Regions from separate parts of the Homo sapiens genome. Here region 1 is linked to region 2. A link is an interaction called in ENCODE POLR2A ChIA-PET data of the cell type or tissue named here. Cell type or tissue: PC-3. All regions are shown on one strand.

The links. Peaks named below come from ENCODE experiments on the same cell type or tissue, not always from the same donor. Only the 100,000 strongest peaks of a DNase experiment are listed, where the experiment ranks them.
Region 1: POLR2A ChIA-PET joins it to region 2 with 5 read pairs; 2 of 35 experiments call an interaction of 5 or more read pairs at or near these places.

What each region holds. Positions count from the first base shown.
Region 1 is chr3:158,599,325-158,603,324 of GRCh38, forward strand. It overlaps MLF1 (myeloid leukemia factor 1), which reads left to right. Exons shown (of 8, transcript NM_001369783.1): 6 at 690-849; 7 at 3,483-3,615. Among named protein-coding and RNA genes, the nearest start is that of MLF1, 30 kb to the left of the region's middle. In PC-3, no CTCF peak of the experiment used is centred here; no DNase peak of the experiment used is centred here.
Region 2 is chr3:158,723,973-158,727,972 of GRCh38, forward strand. All of the region lies in intron 1 of RARRES1 (retinoic acid receptor responder 1), which reads right to left. Among named protein-coding and RNA genes, the nearest start is that of RARRES1, 6.5 kb to the right of the region's middle. In PC-3, a CTCF peak has its summit at 3,960 (motif pointing right); DNase peaks (open chromatin) are centred at 1,549 and 3,989; H3K4me3 peaks cover 170 bases; H3K27ac peaks cover 4,000 bases.

The DNA.
Region 1 (4,000 bases), 120 kb before region 2:
ACTGTGGCTTGTGAGTTTCCATTTCTCTACTTCCTTGTTAGTACTTATAGTAAAAATTTAGGTTTACCAATCTAATGAATGTGAAGTAGTACATTTTTTAGTTCTTACATATAAAGATGAACCTTTTAATGATGCTTTTGCCATAGTTCTGCTAATTAATCTCAGACATTTTAATTTTAACTTTCTAAAAGTGACAAACTTAAATGTAAACAGAATATAATTGTAGATGTCCCACAGTAAATCATGTTAGTTGCTATCAGAAATATTCTTATAATACTTCCATAGAGTTGATAGTCGGGAATCATGAGATTCAAGCCAATCAATATGACTGATGAATAATTAGTTGCCCTTATTTGTAGGAATCCCACCATAAACTTCCTTCTATTACATTATCTAAGACAGTCTTGAAGGCATTAAACTATAATTGCTACTTTTGTTTTAATATTTGATTACAATTTGGAAAAAGGTTAAATTGTATGGGTTCTGTTTGTTGTAGACATTTTCATTTTAAGGAGTTCAGGAAATATCAGAGACTTATTACCACAGTTTTACCACAAGTTAATAGTGGAACTGAGCACACATTATTTTTAGAGCAATAGATCTATGGCCATATCTCTGTAGGTAAGCTGGCCCTGAGATATACATTCTATATATATTTAAATAATAATAAAATTTCTTTATTTTTACAGATAAAGGAAACCAGGAAAGCAATGAGAGATTCTGACAGTGGACTAGAAAAAATGGCTATTGGTCATCATATCCATGACCGAGCTCATGTCATTAAAAAGTCAAAGAACAAGAAGACTGGAGATGAAGAGGTCAACCAGGAGTTCATCAATATGAATGAAAGTAAGTTATCACAAAAAAATAATATTCTTTCTTATAAATTTAAAATAACAGCCGTACTTGATGAATTTTTTTTTAGAAACATGTCATAAGATGTAGTTTTTGAATAATGCATGTAGAGAATACCTTGTGAAAGTAATAGGATTGTGTTTTCATCCTTTCATAGGAGAGCTCTTTTTTATAGTGATTTTTGGCAATATGGGATATTACTTATTTTTATTTTATCCTTGGAAAGTGGAATCTTTTGAATTGTTATTTAGTAATATCATTAGGCAAAATGTGTCTTTAAATATTTTTTCTGATTATCAAGAAAGTACATTTGAAAAGTATAAAGACAAAAATAATCCATAATCCAAACTCAAAATACTAGTAATATTTTAATGTATTTCTTCCTAATCATTTTATATATATAAACACTTTTTTCTCAAATTATTATTCTACTTTTATATAGTTTATATTGTGCTTATTTTAATTTACCATTATAATTGTAAAGTTACTTATGATGCTATTTTTCAAAAGCATTTTAAGTGGTTACCTTAAAGTTTTATTGTAAATAAGCCATAATTTTTACTTAAATCATTCTGTACTGTTCAGTAGTACTTAGGCTTTTGTATAGACAAGATTTTAATTTCTGTTATATGTTAGATTACATGTATGTCTCTCTCTCTCAAGTAAATCTTTTCTTTTTCTGGATTTTGTATTTATTCTTCAATGCATTTACATCCTTCTAGTGTCCTAACTCTTCTCCCTGTAGTTTTTAATTATATTACAATTTATTAACAAATTTAATCATTAAATTTAAATTATTTTTATTAATTTTTAAATCAATATTAAGCTTTTATATTTAATTGTATTAATTCAATAATGAAATTATATTAAAATTTAGTTGGATTCATCTCCTAGTTTCAGAAAGTATTTTGAATAATGTTTTTCCATAATAGAGTGTTTAAATTTTAAATTGTTGTATTAAAAAAGAAATTCTGGCCGGGCACGGTGGCTCATGCCTGTAATCCCAGCACTTTGAGAGGCCGAGGCAGGTAGATCATGGGGTCATAAGTTCGAGACCAGCCTGGCCAACATGGTGAAACCCCATCTCTACTAAAAATACAAAAATCAGGGCCCGGCACAGTGACTCACGCCTGTAATCCTGGCACTTTGGGAGGCCAAGGCGGGCAGATCACGAGGTCAGGAGTTCAAGACCAGCCTGACCAACATGGTGAAACCCCGTCTCTACTAAAAATACAAAAATTAGCCGGGCATGGTGGTGCACGTGCCTGTAATCCCAGCTACTCGTGGGGCTGAAGCAGGAGAATCGCTTGAACCCAGGAGGCGGAGGTTGCAGTGAGCCAAGATCGAGCCCTTGCACTCCAGCCTGGGCGACAGAGCGAGACTCTGTCTCAAAAAAATAAATAAATAAAATAAATAAAAATACAAAAATCAGCTGGGCATGGTGGCCCGCGCCTGTAATCCCAGCTACTTGGGAGGCTGAGACAGGAGAATCTCTTGAACCCGGAAGGCAGAGGTTGCAGTGAGCCAAGATCACGCATTGCACTCCAGCCTGGGCAAAAGAGCAAGACTGTGTTGGGTGGAGGGGAGGAAGAAATTCTATTAACATTGGGGTTTGATAAAATTATTCTTTTTTTTTTTTTTTTTTTTGAGACGGAGTCTCGCTCTGTTGTCCAGGCTGGAGTGCAGTGGTGCAGTGGTGTGATCTCGGCTCACTGCAAGCTCCGCCTCCCAGGTTCACGCCATTCTCCTGCCACAGCCTCCTGAGTAGCTGGGACTACAGGTGCCCGCCACCATGCCTGGCTAATTTTTTCTATTTTTAGTAGAGACGTGGTTTCACCATGTTAGCCAGGATGGTCTTGATCTCCTGACCTTGTGATCCGCCCACCTCAGCCTCCCAAAGTGCCGGGATTACAGGCGTGAGCCACCACACCTGGCTGGGGTTTGATAAAATTATTCTTATGCAGTAAGATAGAAGCCATGATATTGTGACCTGTGTTTATTTGTAACCTCTGTAATTTTATCACATTTATATATATACTGAGTATTTCACAATAATCAACATTTTGATGAAAAATTGAGTGAAGGAACATAATATTTTAAAGCAGTCTTAAGAAGTACTATCATGTCTCTATTGTTGCTATTATGGAAGTTAGATTACTTCATAACAACATGAATTGACATTCTAGCTGAGTAACCTGTCTTAGGAAATTGACAACAGAAACTTGTGAGGTCAAGTTACACAGAAAGATGGTTAGGTGAATAGAAGTGCTAGCCACAGAAGTATACACTATACAGGAAGAGTATATTCACTGTGAGATGACCCAGGAAGAAAAACTGTTAGTTAATATAATTAGGTCAGCTGGTCCATTGGGTAGAATAATATGTTATCCAGGCAGTTGAAAAAATAGATCATCAATAACTAGATCATCAGTAGGAATAGGAGAGGAACAGACAGGAAAACAAATACTACTTTTGTCAAAGACCCTTATATTTGAAGCAGCTTCCTGCCTCTGTATTGAGGTTACACTAATGAAAACACCAGACTAGACTGAAATATGTGGGAGCAAGGCAGTTACTGACAGTTGATACCTTAATACTTATTCCCATTATTTTTCTGTTTGACATAGGTGATGCTCATGCTTTTGATGAGGAGTGGCAAAGTGAGGTTTTGAAGTACAAACCAGGACGACACAATCTAGGAAACACTAGAATGAGAAGTGTTGGCCATGAGAATCCTGGCTCCCGAGAACTTAAAAGAAGGTAAAAGTTGTTTCTAAAATAGTTTGGTTTTTTAAGAAGAATTTGAAGTAAAGTTATGTAATTTACTTCTGTTATCAGAAAGTTTTGATGATCATCCAAATTGTATCCACAGTATCTTTTGTGAAAGATGTAATAATTTTATATGAAAGCTGATTATTCCACACAAATTTAAATTTATATCTAAAAATCAATAATAGTTTAGGATTTTATGGTTAGTAATTCACTAGTAAACTATGCCTCAGAAGACAGAGACCAAAATCCTCTTAAGGAAAACTGATATCCTGTAGTGTAGTTATTCTTGTAAAACACATTGTAATATGGATATAGATAGAGTCATACATTTCACACTGGTAAAGATATCTAGAGATATGATAAGGGGAGAGGG
Region 2 (4,000 bases):
TAATACCTTGCGCCCTGTAGAAGCTGACCGTCTCGTTTGGGATAGGCAAGCACATGGGCAGAGTGGAAAGAAAATTGGCTGTTCAGGAGCTTTGACAAAGCAGCCTATGGTCGAGTACTGAGCTAGAGAGGAGAGGGCAGGTGGGTTCACATGTGAGGTTAGCAAGGCTGCAGAGGTCAGCAAGACAGGAGGTGGGAGCAAGAGCTGCATTTTCTGGGTACCGGCATATGTCGGGCAGAATGGTAAATATTTGCAGGAGCTCACAGCCAGCCTGGACACGGGGTGTGGTAGGCTGAATAATGCCCCCCCACAGCCCTTGCCCGAAGATGTCCACTGCCTAATCCCTGGCATCTGTGACTATGTTATTTTACATGGCAAAAAGGATTTTGCCAATGTGATTAAGGATCTTGAGATGGGATTATCCTGGATTATTCCTGTGGGCACAATGTAATCACAAGGGTCCTATGAGAAGCAGACAGTAGTGTCATAATCAGAAGATGCTATGCTGTTTGCTTTGATGGAGGATGGAGTCATGAGCCAAGGAGCACAGGTGGTCTCTAGAAGCCGGAAATGGATTCTCCTCTAGAGCCTCCAGAAGGAACAAAGCCCTGCAGACACCTTAATTTTGGCCCAGGGAGACCCATTTCAGGCTTCTACCCTCCAGAACCATAAGTGAGTAAGTTTGTGTTGTTTTAACTCACTAAATCTGAGGTCATTTGTTATAGCAGCAATAGGACACAATACCAATACAGAATTACTGTGATCCTTAATGTCATGTTCTGTGTGGGCATGTGCCCTTGGGATGACCACGGATCACATACATCCTATACACAGCCATGGTACAAGACTCCCTTTCTTTTTTTTTTTTTTCCAGACAGGGTCTCACTATGTTAGCCCAGTCTGGAAGGCAGTGGTGCAATCAGGGCTCACTGCAGCCTCAACTTTCCCAGGGTCAGGTGATCCTCCCACCTCAGCCTTCCAAGTAGCTGGGACTACAAGTACGTGCCACCACATGTGGCTAACTTATTTTTTGTAGAGATGGGGTCTCATCACGTTGCCCAGGCTGGTCTTGAACTCCTGGGCTCAAGCAGTCCTCCAACCTCGGCCTCCCAAAGTGCTGGGATTACAGGTGTGAGCCAACATGCCCGGCGAAGATTTCCTTTTGTAATTTGATTTTTCTGGCTAGGGACATCCTGAACAACCATAGCAAGTCAGCCAGAGTGGATTTGTTATGGCTACTGTCTCCAGCCACTGTGGGACTATCTCTGTGAAACATTCTTCAACTGAGGCACCATCCAAAAAGGCAAATAAATGCCGAGGTCACATAAGTGTCATACATCTCTGGGGCGATACACTGCTTAACAGCAAGTGAGATCAAGTTTCAGGTTGGATTTGGGCGAGTGTGTGTGTATGTATAACCTTCCATGCCTCACAATGTCAGTCGTTGTGGGCTGATTATTTACATGCAGTCTCCAGCAGAACAACCTAGGTCCTTAAAGGATGAGTCTGCAGCCAAGCCAGACTTCTGGCAGTTAACAGTCATGACCCACCACTGCCGGTCTTGATGTGGGACATTACTAATGCTCTGTGATTACATGCATCCTTGGCTATGACTCCACATGTGGAAAGCCAAGTGGAAAATGTCGTGGGCTGGTAAAAAAAAAATTGTGGTTTAAAAACAATTTATTATAAAATGGTAAAAAAAACATTCCTACTGGCTAGCTCATCCGGGTGTAGTTAGCTTAGGAGATTGAGGCAAAGTGCCAAGGAGGTCAAAGTCAAAGCTTTAACCCCGGGACCTAGTGGCCTTTCTCACCCCATGCTAGACCCAGACTCTGCGATCAGAGTCTGCAGACCGGATGGCTGCTGTGGTGGGTGATGGGGTGGAGACCGTAGGCACATCTGTGCTATTTCAGCACAAACATTGCCTGGAAGGAGAGATTCCTGCCTGTCTCTTCTGTGCTTTCAGAATTGTTATGTTTCATCCTTAGGGCAGTGTGAGGGCACTGAAGAGATCCTAGTTTATCTTGCAAATATCCCCCTCCCTGCTGTTCTTTCCTAATGCCTATAAAAGCCCTTAGGAGCTTTCCTTACATGAAAATTAAGACTAGTTCACTTGAGTATTTTATTACTTATCTTCTCCCTTAGTTCACTTGAGTATTTTATTACTTATCTTCTCCCTCTATGTTCATTGCAGCCTTTTTAATTCTCCAGTTTTTGTTTCAATGGACAATTTAATGTTTTGCTTTCCTAGTCTCCTGAATCACCTCAAAATTATTGACATTAATGGAGAGAAGACCTCAAGAGCAGTAATTAAATTATGTTGTATTAATGTGCTTTATAGATTGAGAAATCACAAAGGAATAAAGGTTTTCATAGTAGAGTAAGTGCTCTCCTAACTGCCTTGTGGCCTAGTGGACAGGGCTCCATGCTTGCTGTCAGACCCACGGTGGACTGAACCCCCGAGCACGGGCTCCTGCCTAGTGGCCTATATGGGCCTGGCCTGATGCTTACCCAAAGCCAGCTGCTTTGCTCCCAAACTTGCATATATCAGATGTACTTAGTACCTCATTACATAAGTAAATATTCTGTAAACTGGTGAAGAGCGGGTACAAACAAAGATGTCATGTCCATGAAGTCAAGTTAAATGCTTTAGAAATTTAGCTGTTGAATTGGTGTTAATAAGCTGAGATTAGGCAAGGAAAAGTAAAAGCAGAGGGTTGTTCAGCATATTCTTTGAGAGCTCATTCCACCATAAGTAAACAAAAATGGAAACCACAAACGATTCCCCATGGGTGTGTTTTCTTGCTAGAAAGACTGTGATATGATTTGGATGTTTGTCCTCTTCAAATCTCATGTTGAAATGTGCTTTCCAATTTGGAGATGAGGGGGCCCTGGTGGGAGGTGACTGGATTATGGAGGTGGGTCCTTCATGAATGGTTTGGCACCCTCCCCTTGGTGATACGTGAATTCTTGCTCTGAGATCTGGTTGTTTGAGGGTGTGGCAGCTCCCCACTTGCTCTCTTGCTCCCGTTCTTGCCATGTGACATGCTGGCTCCCTGTTGCCCTCTGCCATGATTGTAAGCTCCTTGAGGCCTCTCCAGAAGCGGATGCCAGCACCACACTTCCTGGGGAGCCTGCAAAACCATGAGCCAATCAAAGCTCTTTTCTTTATAAATTACCCAGTCTCAGATATTCCTTTATAACAATGTAAGAAATGACCAGTGCAGACTGGAAGGAGCTCCAGTTAAATGGCCTTGGCCCTATATCAAAAGATAGATGATAAATGTACACTTACAGATTTTATTTTAAATAGAAGCAATTAAGATATGGGCATAGCTCCCCTCTCCCCATATGCTTTGATCAAGTGTTTAAAGTATGTTTCCAACCACTGGTCTTGGCCTGGTCAGAGGGTGTTTTGTTTAAGTGGCCAATTCCTAAACAATAGTGGATTCCAGAATGGGTTGACTTTCTTACAGAGTGTGTGCACTTGAAGATTTCAGCTAGTCTCTCAAAATGTTAGTAAAAGGCCGGCCTCTCACCAAATGCTCCACGCAGAGCCAGTGGTCCCAGAACTTGCTGAGTGGCAAGAGGAGACTTGTCTTCAAGTAAGGGACAGCCTTGAATAGTCAGGAGCGGGGCAAACATTGTGGGGATGATCCAGGAAACCCTGGGAAGCATAAGATCGCTCAGCACCATCCAAAATCTCCCACCACTCCAACTGTGGGTCCTGAGCCTATGCCATGTAATACTAGAAAAGTAAAAGCCTCATTGGTTATGGAAAGGTAGTGTAAGGCCAGGTAAGAAAGGCATCAGGTGGGGGCAGTGAGGGAACACAAATCGTGGTCTGTGATTTCGCCTACAATTAGCAACAAAACAAAACAACACTTCCTCCACTCCACTCCACCCACCTCCAGCTAGCACTTAGTTCTTCCTTGAATTTACTACCACAGCTATTGCTGCATTTCACCACCAGAGGGCAACAGTATTTTTAAAATGA